Linked DNA regions of Mus musculus: region 1 is linked to region 2. A link is a loop called in an ENCODE intact Hi-C map of the cell type or tissue named here. Cell type or tissue: heart. All regions are shown on one strand. Each heading gives the region's core, and the rest is flanking DNA. Links, peaks and the distances in the headings are about the cores only. Region 1 has its middle 38 kb from the start of Gm40110. Region 2 holds the start of Ngf (nerve growth factor).

Evidence for each region. Hi-C counts contacts between places; a loop is a spot of excess contacts. Peaks named below come from ENCODE experiments on the same cell type or tissue, not always from the same donor. Only the 100,000 strongest peaks of a DNase experiment are listed, where the experiment ranks them.
Region 1: a loop joins it to region 2, with 5 times the contacts of the local background. A loop is called at or near these places in 10 of 42 quality-filtered maps.

What each region holds. Positions count from the first base shown.
Region 1 is chr3:102,332,938-102,337,330 of GRCm38, forward strand. No RefSeq gene overlaps it. Among named protein-coding and RNA genes, the nearest start is that of Gm40110, 38 kb to the right of the region's middle. In heart, for the core only: a CTCF peak has its summit at 2,433 (motif pointing right); a DNase peak (open chromatin) is centred at 2,424; H3K27me3 peaks cover 945 bases.
Region 2 is chr3:102,467,578-102,471,970 of GRCm38, forward strand. Ngf (nerve growth factor) reads left to right here and starts at 2,342. Exons shown (of 3, transcript NM_001112698.2): 1 at 2,342-2,383. In heart, for the core only: no CTCF peak of the experiment used is centred there; DNase peaks (open chromatin) are centred at 2,234 and 2,794; H3K4me3 peaks cover 1,279 bases; H3K27ac peaks cover 354 bases; H3K27me3 peaks cover 3,935 bases.

The sequences.
Region 1 (4,393 bases), core at 317-4,316, 130 kb before region 2:
AGCTGCAGGCAGGAACCTGTGAGTGGGGTTTCTCAGTGTGTGTCACATTCCTGTCTGCACATGATCACCAAGCTACACGTTTGCTGTGTTCTAAACCCCAGTGAAGCCAAATGCACTGGGTTGTGAATGTCAAGACTTTCATCACTTGTCCTCAAAGTAGGGAAGCACTGTAGCACAGTGAGGGTCAGGGCAGAGCAAGCAACTCGCAGGATGTCCGTGCCTTAGGTGCCCGAGTGACAGTACTAGGTTATGCAGGGAAAAGAGTCTCTCAGATTGCTCTAGTTCTGGCCTTGGGCAGGGCAGGACTTGTCTAGGCAGCAGACCTCAGAGGATCAGGGTGAAGCCAACACAATGAACCAATGCAGAACTTGTGAATGAAGCTTGTGTCCAGGGTCCAGAAGGGTCCATGTATGATTGGATGGTCTGACTGTGGAGGGACAGAGGGCATCACTACAGTAAGGCTCCCAGCAGGAATGTTATGCCACTGCCTTGATTAAGATCCTTTCCTCTTCACTTGGCCTATTCCCATTTGCTGTCTCAGACAACCTTCCCCACGTTGCCCAACAATGTCATTTTGATCTCACCTGGTTTACCCACATGCACTGTGCTGGACACCAGGAAAACATTATCTCAGGCACCATAGAAACTTCAAGAGCCTACAGACTGCTTTGCGTCCAACCCCAGTCAGGTTACCAGACTTTCCTAAGCCTACTGGATATGGAGATCATGAGTGTAGGAGCATGGGGTAATGGGAACACGCCGAGCCAGTGCGTATGGAGGGACAAGCATAGTGACTTGCAAAAATGGCTACACACTGGAGTCCCCTGGGGAGTTTTGAAAACATTACTGCCATGGTGACACTCCTAGAGGTTCTGGTTTAACAGGTGGGATGTGGCCTAGGATTTTAAAAGTTCTGTTGGTGGCATGTGCAGCCAACTTGGAGAATCACTGGCCTAACATGAAATCTGCGTTATGACTTGCCCCACGGAGGGCTTTGCCCAGCATTCCTCAGTGCTACCAAGAGGAGTGATTAGCCCCTCGCCACCACTCTCCCCACCTCATCTCACCTCACCTAAAATATACACTACACACTGATGAACATATAGGTTCTGCCTCCCACATATGAGCTGATGCAGGAGAGTGAGCATGCTCAGTTCATATTTTGGGGTGACCGTGACGAGAGAGCTCTGTCAAGTGTGAAAGGCATCTCGCTCCACAGGTCCCAGCATTGTATGCAGTGCTGGTAAAGGATAAGGGGAAATCCAGAAATGCCTTTGCTTGTGACCTAATATTTCTGGGGTAGTTTGAGGCTGGGACCCGACAGTGTTACCTGCTTCCAATGTTCTGCAGTTCAGCTTCTTCACGGTTGTCTTGTTCCAAGACCCTCTCTGCACAGCCTCAGGGAGCTGGTGTCTGTCAGTGCCTTGCAGCCTCTGTACACAAGAAGGTGTCAGAGCCACAGACGTCCTGTGGGTGGTCTCAGACAGCGAGAAGGCTTGTAGAACTCTCCCAGGCTGTATGTCTTGAGTTCTGGGGAGCCACACTGATGGCTCGGGCATTGGAGGATGGTAAGACAGAGTGGAGAAGGGTGAGTGCTGTCCACTCCACAGCAGTGGCTCAGGGACCCTTCCCTGCCTCTCTCATGCTCCCTCTCCTGCCGCTCTTTATGTCTATGGTTCCTCCCCTAGCAAGGGCAGGCAGAAAGTCAGGATGGATGTCCCTTAAGAAGTGCCTTCATATGGAAAGAAGACAGAATGCTAATCCTGGCCCATCTCCATCATAGTGGCAGCAGCAATTTGGACTGTGGGAAATGTTGACTTCTTCCCTGTGGTCCACCAGGAGCCCATTGTGTTGATGTTCAGGGTGGAGCTGAGAGACACTAGTGGTCGCTGCCTCCCAGTATGATCATTCCTCCCAGCAGATAGAAACACTTGAAGGGAAGGTCAGAGCTCCTCGGGACCCACCACTCTGAGGCAGTTTTCCATTCATTCATTCATTCGTTCATTCATTCATTCCGCAGCCATGTATTGGACATCTACTCCATTATGAATATATAAAAGCCATAGGTATTTAAAAATGACTTCTTTCTTATTTATTTATTTATTTATTTATTTATTTATTTATTTATTTATTTATTTCATGTGCTTGTATGTATAACATGTGAATGGAGCTGGCCACTGTTTACCTGTGGAGGTCAGAAGACAATTAGCGGCATTTGGTTCTTGCTTTCCACCCGGTGAGCCCAGGAATCAAACCCAGGTGGTCAGCCTTAGTGGCAGGTGTCTTTACACACTGGAATGCTTCACCAGCCTCTATCACTGTCTTTAATGATCTCAAGCAGTCAGTAGACAGACCAGAAATGCACAATGGGTGTTTCCTCTGAGCAGATAAACACAGTGTAGGACAGGAGAGGCAGTGCCATATGGAGCCTGTAGGTGGCAGTAGATGCCCACAGCAGTCTGTGGGGGTTTCAGGACACCTGGGGTCACTCACCACTCTGGCTTGGACTGGACAGAAAGAGGGCCCATATCTTCAGAGTGGCTCAGTGTTCTGTATTCTTGGAAAAACGTATGTTGGGCCCCATCTTGGACCCTGGACATCTTTCCTAGATATTTTCTCATCACCTTAGGTAGAGGGATGAAAAGAAACCTAGGGAATTCACAACATATTAAGCACTAGCAGTTATATACCAACCAATGTCCATACATTCAAACCCAAGGAACCCATCTCTAAGTTAAAATGCAATTCCAGGGTCAAGTTCAAACTCACTTTGGGATGGACTTTCTGGGCACAGAGAGGCCCTGTTCTCAGCTGCAGGTCTTTCCACTAAACCTCTACTGAACCTTCTTAGACTGTTTCAAAACAGGTTCTCTTCCTGCTCATACACTGGTGATGGCCCTTTCTGGATCACCCACAGGAGCCGGGTTCTTAGAAGTTCCCAAATGATGCCATAGTTTGCACACATTGTTTCACTAACCATAGGAAGTGGGCTGTGTTTCTATCTATGTTGTAGTAATGGTAAACTGAGACCTAGAGAAGTTAAGCAACTTGTCTATGCTTCTCGGGCTAGCTTCTGCTTGTTGTGCAAAACTCAAACCCAACCAATTCAACCATGGAAACCTGTGCTTACCTACTCTGCCGTGATGCTTTCCTAGTGGGGGTAACTGAGCACCCATCCCCCCTCCAATAATCAGTATGAGCTTCTTAGGGCAAGAAGCAAAAGTCATAGCTTCTGAGCTGACAAATACAATGTATTTCTTGGCTGTGAGACATTGGGAAAGTCAATTTACTTCTCTGAAAAGGAGCATAGCCCTGATACTGGATGTGAAGGCTGGATGATACTGCAGATGTGAAGGCTTAGACTATTAGGAGTTAGAAACCCCTGCACCCCCCTGCTACCCCTTCTCTATACAAGCTCACTTCTGAAAGTGTGGATTTCTGAAGGGAGACTGAAGAGACTGGAGCCTCAGAATACAGCAGGAGGCCCCAGTGAAACCTTCTGTTCCACTGAGGTTCTCTCTGCACCCACCAACATCCCGAAGCTGAGCCCTTCTCTTTTATAACCAGCACACATAACACAGTTGTGTTTCTGCCCTACCCCAATTTGTTATCATGGATTAAAAGGCAGGATTGGACGTGATAAATCTAATCCAAGTGACTAAGTGAAGAGGGTGGAACCATACCAGGTTCCTGGATGCAGAAACCGAGCCATTAGTCAGCATTCCATAGATGATTATCAAGTAGGAGGTGCACTATAGACCTGGGTGAAGATGTGTATCTTCTTTGGACATTGTTAACTAAAGCCACAGGCATGAATGAAATTAGCCAGGGAGAAAGTAACCAGCAAGAAGGCCATACACCATGGGATGGGGACAGAATTGAGTTGCTATAACAATGACGTCATCGTGTCATACCGTGTGCCATATGCCATGTGCTCACATGACTACTCAGCACTGTAGGTGACTTGCAGTGTCCTGGAGAGTGGCTTCACAACCTATCTCTCGTTATAGCAACTTAATTCTGTCCCCATCCCATGGAACCTGTATGTGAGGGGGTTCAGTATAGAAACTGCTGACATGACCAGTCCATGATACGGGTAAAGTTTTTATTGTGGATATAAGAGAAAAAAAAACAAAAAACAAAAACAGAGGCATCTGGAAGATTCCAGAGCATAAAGAAAGAAGCAGACTGGATATGGCCAGGGATAGGAAACTATAAGAATGGAAGACAATAGAGAAGATGGGGAGATGAAAAGAGAGCGAGAGAATGGGGGGGGAGACAGAGGCAGACAGACAGACAGACAGACTGACTGACTGACTGACTGATAGAGAGGAAGGGAGGGAGGGAGGGAGAAAGAGCGAGAGAGAGAGAGAGAGAGAGAGAGAGAGAGGTG
Region 2 (4,393 bases), core at 313-4,312:
ATTCCTGTAAATGCAACTGAGCCAGGCCTTGAGGTCCTTTGCTCAGTGACCCAGGAGGACACTTCTGTGGGAGTCCTTGAAAGGGGAAAAGGCAAAAAGAGTAGGCACTGGACTATGGTCATTGGAAACCAGGCTGAGCTGTTATGAAAATCAACCCAGGATGGATGGATTATTTGACACCCACAAGTGGCTATCACCATATCAGGTCCCTGTGCCAGGTCCTGGGGAGACCAATAGTGTGGTAGGACCTAATAATCAAGCCATCATGGGAACAATTGTGGCAGCAGGTGGCAGCCATCTCCCAGTACACAGCAGAGTAAACTCGGTAAATGATGATTGCTGTTTATATATTCATACTTGGTTAAGATCCTTCAAATTCAGGGACAGAAACAGATCTAGTTAGAGCTAGCAATGAACTTTTATCAAGACGTGTAAATATGAACAACAATTTGGGGGCAGGACAGCTGGGCTTAGATCTTACTCACTTTGCTTTTTAAAATTTCTTCTTTTGGAAAAAACACAAGTGATTGAAATCCTTCTGTCCTTCAAGGTGACACCACAAGGACACAAACAAAAGCTCAGCTTGTGTCATTTGTAGTTCCACCCCTGAATGCACAGGTAGTTATTATTTGAGCTTGTGCTTTAAAAAAAATACAGTGTTATATGTGAAATGATTAATGGAGAAATGTATCCTATTATCTGGTAATTGTTAGTTTTTCATTAACAGTGATAAGTTTCCTCACAGAGCATCATGGCCATGATGTCAGCTCTGTTTTCTGCTATTCTGGTGTTGCCTGGTCTCTCACCTTTACTCCTAATGTGTGTTCATCCACCAGCCTGGACCTCACAGAGCATTAACAAGGAAAAAAAAAGTTCACTCTCTTCTTCCTTCATCCTCCCCAGAGTACCTGAAATGGCATGATGGTAGGTGTGGGGACAAAGTCAAAGTCAAAGGGAAGTTGAAATTCAGAGGACTGGAAATACATCAATAGGTCCTCTCCTTCCCACGTGACCTTCAATGGGGAAAAAGGACCACCTGGGCCTCACTCCATCCCAACTTCATGGAGCATGATTCTTGCCTAGACTAAGGTGTCACCTTCGTACCTTACCTTCCCTCTGTCACTCACTTTCCTGCATCCATTCCTTCCTGTGGCATTCATGAAGGTGGGGGTGGGGCATAGAACATGTCTTTCCGAAGGAAGTAAGTCATTTCACACAAGTGTGTGTGTGTGTGTGTTCATTTCCAAAATCCATAGAATTTTATTACAATTGTTAGTGCACATTTGGTGAAAAAGCTGACTTAGGGCATATTTCTCCCTTGAAGCTGAGGTGTAAACACCATAGAGGAAGGGGAGGTCAAACGGGGAAGACCCCATCAGCTCCTGAATCTATCAGATCCAAGACATTCTGGAGGGCCAACTGAGGACCCCCCACCATAAGTAAGTAGACAAAAGAGGTGAGAGAGAATTGAGGTGAGCCCTGGGGTGGTGCAGAAGGCCTGGCTTTCTCCTGGGTCTGTGTTTACTGACTCCTAAAAACCGACAGAAGCCCTAGGACCCCAGATCTAGAAACACGCAGGGAGCACATACAGACACAGTTCCATCTACAGTTTCCAAGGGACCAGCTCTCCTGGGAGGCCCCTGCAATGCCAGTGCTAAGGCTGGCAGTGGGAGTGGGAGTTGGGGTAATCTGAACACCTAAGGTCCTCTTCCTTTGACCTCAGGCAGATATACCTCTGTCTTGACATTCTAGTTAATTCTGCTTCTGCCTGGTTTCAGAGCAACCCCTGGCACTGGCCAATCCAGGAGTTTCCGGTGTTGTGGGTGTTCTCAGTGTTCCTTCAGCTCTCAGATTTGCAGAGATAGCAACACCTGATATCCTGGCCACCAAAGAAGACTAAGTCACCCCAGGAGGCTAGCAAGGCAGTGAGCCAGGGGAAGAGGTAAAGGGACTCCAACTCAGCCAATCAACTCAGCCCTGCTCAGCCTGTCTGCCCATTGGTGTTTGGAGCCAGCTACCTTGCCTGGTGCCCTAGAAAATCTCTCTCTGCATCTGTGACCTCCCCCCACCATGCATTTTCATCTAAACCAGGGGTTTTGAATTCTTCCCTGACTGGCTTTTCCTGGCTATGTCCCATCAACTCGGGAGCTATCCATCCCTTGTCCCCAGGACCCTTACAACCCGGACCCCTGGGTCTAGTCACAGCAGGTGCGGGCTGGGATTGGAGTTGGCCAGAGAGGGAGGGGTCGGGTGAGTGGGGGGCAGGATTTGGAGAGGGTGTGACGAGCCTGGAGGAGGGGCTAAATACAGTCAGGAAGCCTGTTAAAGAAGCTCTGTGCTCCAGCACGGCAGAGAGCGCCTGGAGCCGGAGGGGAGCGCATCGGTGAGTCAGGCTTCTCTGAGCCGAGCCCCGATACGGGTGCAACGCGGTGCGGCGGACTGGGGTTGCCGGGCTCCCTGGGACGGTGTGCTTGGATCCCTGTCTAGCTAGATCTTTGTGGGCTGAAGCGCACCCTTGAAAGAACTGTCCCGAGTAGATGTAGGAACACGAGATCGTGGGCACGCAAGGGAAGCGAAGGGAGTGAGGGTCTCCCTGGTCGTGAAATTCCCTGTTCCTGGATGACCAGAAGTACCAAAGTCAACACTGGCGCCTGCAGAAGCTGCATTGCCCAGCCTGAGCTCTCAGGCTAGAAGGGGACAGCGCTCAAGAGAGCCTGGAGTGAGGGATGCGCGCGCTGCGAGCGCGCTGGGGTGGCGGAACAGTAGCCCGCGCGCGGTAGAGGGCGAGTGCACAGCACGCCGACTGGGCAGTGCTCACAGACCCAAGAGCGCCTCTCTGCTCCTAGGTAAGAGGACTGTCAGCCAGGGTGATCTAGACTCGGTGTTTGTAGCAGGGTTCAGAGTGTAATATTGTGGGTACCAAGGGTTGATTCTGGAAGCTTGGGTTCCAAGTGCCGAGCACCAGGGTCCTCGGTGGGGCCTGCTGGGCATCCCAAGGCATAGCCTTACTGCTTGGGTCACCCAGTACATTCAGCTGTCTGCTGCCAGGTGTGGCAGAGGCTGGCACCCGGGATTGGGAAGGGCAGCGGTCGCTCTTGGGTTCAGGCAGAGAAGCTGCAGGGGAGGGAGAGAGGATTCTGGGGTCAGGGTGTTGAAACTTGAATCCAATGTAAACATAAGGCGTCTTTAGCACCGTTTGATTACAATGCTCTTGCTTTCCTAAAACTTTCTGAGATTCATAAGGAAGGTGATTTTTGGCTTGACCTTTCTCATCAGGTTTACTTCAGAGAGTCAAGAAGAGCCTGCTTGTTAGGCTGGTTTTTCCAAGTTGTTCCAGACTGGAAATTGTGCAGTTTGAAGGATAATTTATGGGTCTTTCGTGCGTTAAAGTGTATTACTACGAAGTCTTTTGGGTGCTGTGGGTATTAAGGAAAACTCAGTGCACGTTCCCAGCTGCAGACCAAAAATACTGCTCTCCTGGGTGCCTCTGCCCCCATCTATCATGGGAGGCCAATGGAAACCCTGGAGAAAAGCCATTTGATGTATTGCCCCCATCCTCCCAGAGTCCTCTCTGGCAGTACCAGTCTACTCTCCCCATAGGCATGGCCAGCTGAACTTTGCAAACTCAGAACTAGCCACAGAGGTCCCATCCATAACGTCTCCTCAGGGTCTCGAACTCCTGAAACTCAGTTATAACTGATGAAAAGGGCTGCCTGCCCCTCTCCCAGCAGTTCAGAGGGCAGTGCAGTCGCCCTTACCACCCTGCTTGGCCAGTGTAACAGTTCTCTACCAAATGAAACTTCCCCTCTCTCCAGAGTCACGGGCCACATTCGGTTTTCGTCTGCTGAGTAAGCCATGTGTCAGCCTGGCAACCTGAATTACTAACTCATCATAGATGGTATTCCCAGAGGTTCACAGGGGACACGCAGCTGGAGGAGAATGTGGTCTGGGGGATGAGGCCAGCATGGCTGGTAATGACATGCAGAAGACTTGACTGTCCCTTGTGCTGGGTCCTTGAAAGAGGATGGGGTTAATGACACATCTCTGCACTTTCCCTCATCCCAAGAAAATGTTAAGGGTCCCAGGTGTCAGAGGTCAGGGTCTCTGTGGTGTGGGACACATGATTTGACAGACTATCACAGTGACTCAGAAGGTTTAATAGTCAGCCAAACTCACTGTCATGCCTGGATAGCCACCTGCATATCAAAAAGTTTGCAGAGCTGAGTTTGTTCAGGACAGTCATCCTCATGCTGGTGGCTCTCAGTTCTTTCCTTTTAATCTTTAGCAAAGAACGGGCTCTCACATTCTCCTCTCACCCACCTTACAGCCCCCGCCTCCTGAGGGCAGTGGGAGGAAAGGATGAGGCACCACACTCCATTCTCCTCCAGGGAGA